2 separate regions of the Homo sapiens genome follow, and region 2 is linked to region 1. A link is an interaction called in ENCODE POLR2A ChIA-PET data of the cell type or tissue named here. Cell type or tissue: OCI-LY7. All regions are shown on one strand.

Region 1 (5,000 bases):
ACTGAGGTCAGGTCCACCTCATCAGCTATGAAGTCTATGAATCCTGGGAGAATCGGGACGTCGTTGTAGGTGAGGCCGTCAGCGCTGGTGAAGAGCTGCTGTGGGATGAGCCCGTCCTCAGGCACGTAGCCGGTGCAGCAGTTGCTCAGATAGTCCGCCATGCTGCGGGAGACCCCGCGACCCCACGTAAACACCCGCGCAGCCGCTGCTGCTGCTGCTGTTGTTACTGTTGCCGCCATTTTTTAAATATAAAATATAGTCTAATTCAGGGCATGCTGTGGATCACAATGCCTCATCCTGCTCACTTGGGGTTATTTATTGCCGTCACACTTTCTGGTAAGAGACATAAACTGATGTAATATCAAAGGAACACCATAAGCCATTTGAACTGTTGAACTGATATAATCATGAACTGGGCAGGTGGCCATCCAAGTTTACAGCATTCTTTTGGGCATGATGGTATCTGATTTCTGCTTTCTTATCTCTCTCCATTTTGATAGCCTCAGGTGTATGCTGCAACATATATATTGTCCAAGGTCCTGTAGAAGTATGTGTAAAAATTGCAGGTTGAAAAGATTGGAAAATACTTTTAAGGATTAACCCTATGTAGTAACATTGTTCACTCTCAAAAGTTTTGTCTCAGTACGTGGATTACTTCCATCAAAAGAGGATTTTGGATTGGTTATTTTCAGCATAACCACTGAGAATGAGAGCTTCAGCCTGTGTATGCATTAGGTCCTACAAAAGGAAGACAGATACTGGGCAAGGATCCCCTCATCCTGATAGAATGGTTTGGGAGCCTTGCACCAAAGTTTCTCTTATTTGTTTTGATTTGTTCTCACCTTTACATAGGGAGGTGAGGGTAAACTAGTTATGACTGAACTGCTTATCTTTATTCACAGTGCTTATCAGAGGAGTATAAAATACTTCTTTTATCTTTTGATACAATTAGAAATTTATGTGTTATTAACATATCATTAATGAGCTTCTTTGGGTTTAGAAGGCACCAGAAATTAACAAACAATTAGGAATAAAATTAGGGTTTACTTTCCATGATTATCTTTTGCTTTTATTATAGCTTGAAAAAGTTTATAAATAAGTTGTTTTAAAGTTTTTTTAAAAATATTTTTTAAGACCTGGGGTCTCACTATGTTGCCCAAGCTGGTCTTGAACTCCTGGCCTAAAGCAATTCTCCTGCCTCAGCTTCCTGAGTTTTAAAGTTTTTATTTTTTTATTTTTATTTTTTAATTAAAAGCCTGGGATGGAGAAACTTGTTCTCTGCCATCAACAAAGCTTACCTCTTATCCACCTCTCTGACTTTGCTCATGTAATTCCTTTTGCCCAGTAGGCCCTTCTTCCTCCTTCTCTCCATTGTCTTCCCACATTTCTACCCACTAAATCCTCCAGGTCTTACAGGGCTGGGCTCAAAATGCTGAGTGCCTTCCTGAAACTCGGTGCTACTCTGACCAGCTGACAGGCCTAATTGTCTTTTTTGACACCACTTGAAGTCTTATGTTTTATTTATCTTTGTATTCCCAGTACCTAATAAATAACCTGTAGATAATAGGAGCTTTAGAAGTGTTTGTTGAATAGAGCAATGAAAGTAAGAGCATTACAGAAGACAGGAAGCCTAGAACAGGGTGTCTAACTATATGGTGGGGAAAAGTGAGTAGGAGGGAGATTCCAGAAAAGATACACCTTGAATGACATGTTTTTCTGTGTGTGTGTGTGTGTGGGTGGGATGAAGAGCTATTGGTCAGGTGGAAAAGGTAGGGAAGAATGGCCTTGGTAAATGGAGAACCAAGGAATCTGTGAATGTGAAATTTAGAGTACTTAGAAATATTTAGTATGGCTGAAACCAAAATGCAAAGTGAAGATGGAGGAAAAGAAGATGACTCTGAAATGACAGGCAGGTTGTATATTTGAACTTTGTGCCAATTAAAAAATCATTTAGGTTAGTAGTTAGAATTGCCTCTGTGATGCTCAGGTCAATAGTATAAATAAAAGTCAGGTGTGGGATTAGCTTTCATGAGCTCATTTGATTAGAAGAGCTTGAATATTTAATTCATTATGTAACAATTACCTCAGAGTAAATGGGCTGGGCATGATGGCTCACACCTGCAATCTCAGCACTTTTGGGAGGTCAAGGCAGGAGGATCACTTGAGGCCAGGAGTTTGAGACCAAACTAGGTAACATAATGAGATTCCTGTCTCTATAAAGAAAAAAAAAAAAAGTAAATGGGTGGGTATAACAGTTTGTGTTTGAAACAAATGTTTGCTGAAATCACAGACTGAAACCCTAGACATTTTAAGGTAATTCTTCCTGACATAGAGGTGAAAATACTGGAGTCTCAATTTAACCCTAAATGGTTAAATAGTGAATGTCCCATTTTGTGGGACAACTTTATAGCCAATACTATGCCTCAGTGAGGCTTTCCTGTTGTATCAGTTACTAACCATTTAAAAATGTGATACTTATCAGCTTATAAGTAGATAAGCTTTTTTTTTTTTTTTTATAATGACTACTTTTGTAAAGATTAAAAGAAATAATGTATGTAGAATGCTTAGTACCAAGTACCATGCCTGGCATACAATAGGTATTCAGTAATATAATATGTTTTTTTTCTCAAACTCCCAGAGAGCTGAGGAAGCTTCCACTTTATCATTATGAACTTTCAGAAGAAATAACATCCTGTCTCCAAGTGTACCCTTGCTAAAATATCCGCTAATTCTTTTGTAGAAGTTTGGAATTTCCTTGGTGATTTTAAACAAGATTTCCGCTCTCAAGTGTGTTCATTGTACGAGTCCTGTATCACCAAGGCTGATCTGAGTACAGAATCGTCAAGCCTCAGTGGGACTAAATATTTCAGGATTTCTTGTATTTGAAATAGTTCTGGCAAGGCACGGTGGCCCATGCCTGTAATCCCAGCACTTTGGGAGGCCAAGGTGGGTGGATCAGCTGAGGTCAGGAGTTTGAGACCAGCCTGGCCAACATGGTGAAACCCTGTCTCTACTAAAATTACAAAAAATTAGCCAGGCATGGTGGCAGACACCTGTAATCCCAGCTTCTCAGGAGGCTGAGGCAGGAGAATCGCTTGAACCCGAGAGGCAGAGGTTGCAGTGAGCTGAGAAAAAAAAGAATTAGTTCTGATCTCTTTCACCTCAAGGGTTCAATGAATCATGCGGAGGCCTTCCTGATATATGAGACAGATAGTTTTCTTTTGGATTTATGGTTGGGCAGCAGGTTTGCCTGAGCTACTAATACTGAGTAGGAATTGAGATGCCAGGTTGGAAAATGAAAACTTAAACCAAGTTATTGCTGGGCATAACTCAGGAGTATTGCATGCCTTTGGTTTGTCTTGATTAAATTCCAAGGTGATACAATCATCAGGCTATTAAAAATAATCATCTGACTATTAAAAATAATTAATTGCCTTGTTTTCTACTTAGCGGTATAATGGCTCCAGATTTGTAAGTTAGAATGCATTTTGCAATGGGACAATGAAACAGGGGCAATTGTTACTGTGATTTAATGTTTAGGGGGCAGGGCAGGTTGCCTGGCCACATCACCATGAGGCTTTTCAGGGAGTATTTCTTTGGATATGTGTAATTTTCCAAACCCCAATAACTAGAAAAATAGACTTATTAACCTACTTGGCCAAAATAAAGTAAAACTATAACAAATATAAAAGTAGAGGTTTTGTAGATCACATTTCTTCACCACAATCCAATTAAATTAGAAACCAATACTAAACATATGACCAGAAAATAACTACTTGAAAACTAAGAAACACTCTCCCAGATAAACCTTTGATCAAAGAGAAAATATAAGAGAAGCAAAAGGTTCTTTGGAGAGGAATAACAAAGTATACTTTATACCCAAATCTTTAAGGCATAGCATATACTCAAAACTTTACTTAGAAAAAAATTTATACCAGTAAATATCTTTATTATTCATGAAGAAGAGGACAGCAAAACACGTACCTGCCTCCAACACCTCATAAACAAAACAAACAACATACACACAAGGTAGGAAGAAGGGATGATAAAGTTACAAGTGAGAATTAATGGAATAAGGAAAAAATGTAGGACAGTTAAATAAGACAAAATACTGGAAAAAGTATAAGAGCAAGAGTATAACAAGATTAGGAACAAGGAAACAAATGCATTACAGATGCATGAAAGATGGGAAGAATTATAAGAATTATACATGGACACTCCTGGCTAACACGGTGAAACCCCGTCTCTACTAAAAAAATACAAAAACAAAAACAAAATTAGCCGGGCGTGGTGGCGGGCACCTGTAGTCCCAGCTACTTGGGAGGCTGAGGCGGGAGAATAGCATGAACCCGGGAGGCGGAGCTTTCAATGAGTGAGATTGCGCCACTGCATTCCAGCCTGGGCAACAAAGTGAGACTCCGTCTCAAAAAAAAAAAAGGCCAGGTGCAGTGGCTCACACCTGTAATCCCAGCACTTTGGGAGGCCAAGGCACGTGTATCACGAGGTCAGGAGACTGAGACGATCCTGGCTAACATGGTGAAACCCCATCTCTGCTAAAAATAAAAAAAATTAGCCGGGCATAGTGGCGGGCACCTGTAGTCCCAGCTACTCGGGAGGCTGAGGCAGGAGAATGGCGTGAACCTGGTAGGCAGAGCTTGCAGTGAGCCAAGATCGCGCCACTGCACTCCAGCCTGGGCAACAGAGTGAGACTCCATCTCAAAAAAAAAAAAAAAGTATACATGCACACTAGGAGCAAAACTATGGAAACTAATGTGAAAATATGGAAGAAACAAATAACTCATAAGCAAAATATAAATGACCAGAATTGATTCAAGTAGAAGACTCAAAAAGATCAATTACTGTAGAAGTCCCAGCCTCTTTGTGTCCCATTTGATATTTGCTCTGAGTTTCTTATTTTTAAGGAAGTATTATGTTAACAAGGCATTAAAATAAGATGGGATGGTGGCTCTCCACTTTGTATACCGGGTTTTGCTGTGGTC
Region 2 (5,000 bases), 1.4 Mb after region 1:
TATCCCAGATTAGGTGCTGGAGAAGACAGAAACCCAGAAATACCAACAAGTATCAACCCAAAAAGCCTCAACAGAAACCTGCCCTCTCTAGAAAAAGGATAAGCAAAATGGCTACCTAGCCAGACAGAAGATGCTTGGACAGTAACAGCCAAACACCACAGAGAAAACTGTGGCCTCACCTCCACCCCCACCAGCAAAAACTGAGTGGGAGGCTCCATTTCCACCTTTGCCAGATACCCCAAAACTCCTATCCAAGTGGTGTCATAGAGGAAAAGCAGAGAGCTAGGAACTTCATCTCCACCAGGCAATAAGGAGTCTTCACCACCACCACCACACTGATGGTGCTCATGGAGACCACATGGAGAGTATGGACTTCCATCCCATCCTGCAGTAATAAAATGCTCCTCCCCACCTCACTGGAGTGGCATCAGAAGAAGTTAGTGGAGAGGTAGAACTTTCACTCCTGCCCAGCAGAAACCAGACCACCCCAACTCAACTCAACAATGTCAGTAGAGGCCAAGCAGTAATGAGTCTTCATGCCCCTCCCAGCCAGGATGATATCAACAGAGGTTTAATGGAGAACTAGAACTTCCACCCTTGCCCAGGAGTTACGAGGAGTCCCTCACACCCAGTTATTAACATTGGCATGGATTTCTATTTCCGCTTGGCAGCAATAAAGCAGCACCACCATAAAAATGTTTTAATGAGTAATTATGAACATGCCCAAAACAAATGGAAAAAAAATTAAAAGTCTCAGCAAGGAAAACAAAGATATAAATAAGAACCAAAAGGAAATTGTGTTAGTGGAAAGACAGCAGAATTAAAAACTCAATGGATGACCTAAACAGCAGAATGAAGGGAACAAAAAAAGGAATCAGTAAACTTGAAGACAACAATAAAAATTACCCAATCTGAAAGCAGAGAGAAAACTGATATTTTAAAAAATGAGCAGGGCCTTTGGGACCAGTAGGATTATAACAAAACATCTAATATAACTTTAAAGACTAGGAAGGAGAGAAGAAAAAGGGTGTGGCTGAAAAGTATTTGAAAAAATAACAACTGAAAACTCCCCAAATTTAGCCAAAGCATAAACTAACAGATTCATAAAACTATCAATGAATGCCAAGAAGGATAAACGCAAAGAAATCACTACTGAAGCACATTATAGTCAAACTTCTGAAAATAAAGACGGAAAAAGTCTTGAAAGTGGCAACAGCAAATAATACCTTATTTATAGGGGAAAAAAATTTAAATGACAGATTTCTCAACAAGAAACATGGGGGCCATAAGGAAGTGGCATAACATTTTTCAAGTACTAAAAGAATTGTCATCTCAAAATTCTATATCCAGCAAAAATATCCTTCAATAATGAAGGAAAAATCAAGACATTTTCAGTTGAAGGACAACTAAGATAGTTTGTCACCAACAGACCTATTTAAAAGAATAACTAAAGACGATGGGCATGGTGGAACACACCTGTAATCCCAGTACTTCTGGAGGCTGAGGTGGAAAGATCGCTTGAAGCCAGAAGTTCAAGACCAGCCTGGGCAACAAAGCAAGACCCCATCTGTACAAAAAATTTAAAAAGCTGGCTAGGGTGGTGGTGCTACGTTGGAGGGTGAAGAGAGGATTGCTTGAGTGCAAGAGTGTGAAGCTGTAGTGAGCTATGATTGCAGGACTGAACTCCAGCCTGGCTGAGAGAGAAAGATCTTGTCAAAAAAAAAAAAAAAAAAAGCGAAAAGAGTTCTCTAAACAGAAAGAAAATGATAATTAAAAACAGAAAACTTGTAACATCAAGAAGAAAGAAAGAAGACAGAAATCATAAAAAAAACCATGGGAAAATATAATAGGTTTTCTTTCTCCTCTTGAGCTTTCTAAGTATTTGACTACTGAGACAAAGATTATAACACTATCTGGTAGGGTTCTAAATGTATGTACAGGAGATACTTAAGACAATTATATTGCATATTTATATTATAAAGTGAAGGGATATGAAGGGAGGGAAGACTTTAACACTTCACTTGAACTGGTACTCCATTAACACCAATAGAGTTAGTAAGCTATAACTATAATACAGTAGCTACAGCAACTATTAAAAATGCTATATATTTGCACTCAAAAACACTATACATAAATCAAAACGGATTTTTAAAAAATGTTTAAGTAGCCCAAAGCAAGAAAGAGTTTAAAAAAAGGAAGACAGAGCAAATATTAAATAAAATAGGAAACAAAAGCATAAACGTATATCAATAATTACATTTAATGTAAATGATCTAAATATAACTATTAATAAAATGAGATCACAGAATGAATTTTAAAAAAAGAGATGACCCAACTATATGCTATCTACAAGAAGCTCACTTCAAATATAATGAAATAGGTTGAAAGTAAAAGTATAAAAAAAAGTCATGAAAGTATTTGAAGAAAGCAGGGATGGCTATATTAAAAGAAAATAGACTTCAAAGCAAAGGACAAGAGACAGAGAGAAATATAATTCACCAAAAAGAATTACATAAGCAATTCTAAGTGAACTGTATTAGCAATTCTAAGTGAGTATGCACCAAATAACAGACTTATAAAATATGTGAAGCAAAAACTGATAGAACTGAAGGGAGAATTAGATATATCCACAATTATAGTTGGGGACTTCAACACTCCTCTCTCAACAACTGATAAAACAATTGGATAGAAAATCAGCAAAGATATAAGAGAACCCAATAACATCGTCAAGCAACAGAAGCTAACTGACACTTCCAGAGCACCCCGCCCAACACTAGCAGCATTCTCTTTAAGCAATCACAGAGCATACACCAAGATAGATCATATCCATAACACAAACTCATGAAATTTAAAAGAATTAAATCATATGGAGTGTATCCTCTGACCATAATGAAATTAAAGTCGAAATCAGTAACAGAAAGATAATAGGAAAATAACCCAACACTTGGAAACTAAATTCCCTATAAAATAATCCATAGCTCAAAGAGGAAGTCTAAGTGGAAATCAAAACATACACTGAACTGAATGAAAATAAAAACACAACATATCAAAATTTGTGGATGCAGCAAAAACACTGCTAAGAGGGAAACTTATAGAACTAAAAGCTTACATTAAAAAGCAAAAAAAATCTCAAATTAAAATCTAAGATTATACCTCAAGAGCATAGAAAAGGAAAAGAAAAACCCAAAGAAAGCAGAGAGAGGGAATAATAAAGAGAAAAGCAAAACTCAGTGAAATTGGAAACAGAAAATCAGTAAAAGATGGTTCTTTGGAAAAAAAAAAAAAATCAATAAAATGCACAAATCCCAATCAAGACTGACAAATTAAAAAGGAGAAAAAAACATAATATTAGGAAAGAAAGCAGGGATATTACTACAGATCCTGCAGATATCAAAGGGATAATGAGTAAATACCACATAAATTAGACAAAATTAGACAATAGATAAAATGACCCCATTCCTCAAAAAGCACACATTATCCCAACTCACACAATATGAAATAGATCATTTAAATAGCACTTTATTGAGAAAACTGAATTCATAATTTTTAAATTACAGAAAAAGAAAACTCCAGGGCCCGCCAGATTGTTTTACCACACTATTCTAACAAATGTTTAAAGAAGAATTAACACCAATTATACATATACTTTCCCCAAAAATAGAAGAGGCATGAACACTTCCCAATTTATTTTAGGAAGCCAATATTATCCTGCTATCCAAACCAACCAAAGATTGCATGAGAGAGAGAGAGACAGGGAGACAGAGATAAACAGAGACAGAGACAGAAACTACAGACTGATATCCTTCGTTAATATAAGTGCAACAATCAACAAAATATTAGCAAATGGCCTTCAGCACTATATCAACACAGAATTATATACCATGAGCTAGCATCCTAGGGATGAAAGACTGATTTAACATTCAAAAATCAATCAATATATTAATAATCTACCATATTCACAAGCTAAAGGGAAACAAATCATGATTCATCAGTTGATGCAGAAAAAGTACTTAACAAAATTCAACATCCATTCATAATACAAATTCTCAGAAAACTGGGAATGCAGGGAACTTCCTCAAACTGACTTTTTAAAAACTTGAAGAAAAAAAAACCCTACAACTAATATTATACTTAATACGAAAGACTGAATGCTGGCCTGGCATGGTGGCTGTAATCCCAGCACTTTGGGAGGCCGAGATGGGCAGATCACCTGAGGTCAGGAGTTCCAGACCACCCTGGCCAACATGGCAAAACCCCATCTCTACTAACAATACAAAAATTAGCTAGGCGTGGTGGCACACACCTGTAGTTCAGCTACTTGGGAGGCTGAGGTGGGAGAATCACTTGAATCCGGGAGACAGAGGTTGCAGTGAGCTGAGATCACACACTGCATTCCAGCCTGGGTGAGAGAGAAAGACTTGATCTCAAAAAAAAAAAAAAAAAAAAAAAAAAAAGACTGAATGCTTTCTCCCTAAGCTCAGGAACAAAACAAGGATGTCCCACCTCACCACAACACAATATTGGAAGTTCTAGCCAGCACAATAAGGCAAGAAAAGGAAATGCAAGGAAGAACTAAAACTGTTGCTATTTGCAGATGACAGGTTTCCCTACGTTGTAAAAAAAAAAAAAAAAAAAAAAAAAAATCCAAGAAACCTTCAAAAACAAAAAACCCCAAAACAACAAAACTCCTAGAGCCAATAAGTTCAGCAAAGTCACAGAAGGATCAACATACAAAAGTCAACTATACTTTTATACACTGGGTCCTACTTGAGTATAGAGTGGGAGGAGGGGGTGGATTGAAAAACTACCCATCAGGTACTGTGCTTATTACCTAGTGATGAAATAATCTATATGCCAACTCCCCATGATGCATTATTTCTTATATAACAAACTAGCACATGTACTCCAAACCTAAAAGTTAAAGAAAAAAAATTAAAAACTTGGATTTTATTAAAATTAAAAACTTTTTCTCTCCAAAAGATCCTTTTTTTTTTTTTTTT

Evidence for each region. Peaks named below come from ENCODE experiments on the same cell type or tissue, not always from the same donor. Only the 100,000 strongest peaks of a DNase experiment are listed, where the experiment ranks them.
Region 2: POLR2A ChIA-PET joins it to region 1 with 6 read pairs; 2 of 35 experiments call an interaction of 5 or more read pairs at or near these places.

What each region holds. Positions count from the first base shown.
Region 1 is chr6:18,368,483-18,373,482 of GRCh38, forward strand. It overlaps the pseudogene IMPDH1P9. Among named protein-coding and RNA genes, the nearest start is that of RNF144B, 16 kb to the right of the region's middle. In OCI-LY7, no CTCF peak of the experiment used is centred here; no DNase peak of the experiment used is centred here.
Region 2 is chr6:19,796,021-19,801,020 of GRCh38, forward strand. All of the region lies in intron 2 of LNC-LBCS (lncRNA bladder and prostate cancer suppressor, hnRNPK interacting), which reads right to left. Among named protein-coding and RNA genes, the nearest start is that of LNC-LBCS, 6.2 kb to the right of the region's middle. In OCI-LY7, no CTCF peak of the experiment used is centred here; no DNase peak of the experiment used is centred here; H3K27ac peaks cover 1,521 bases.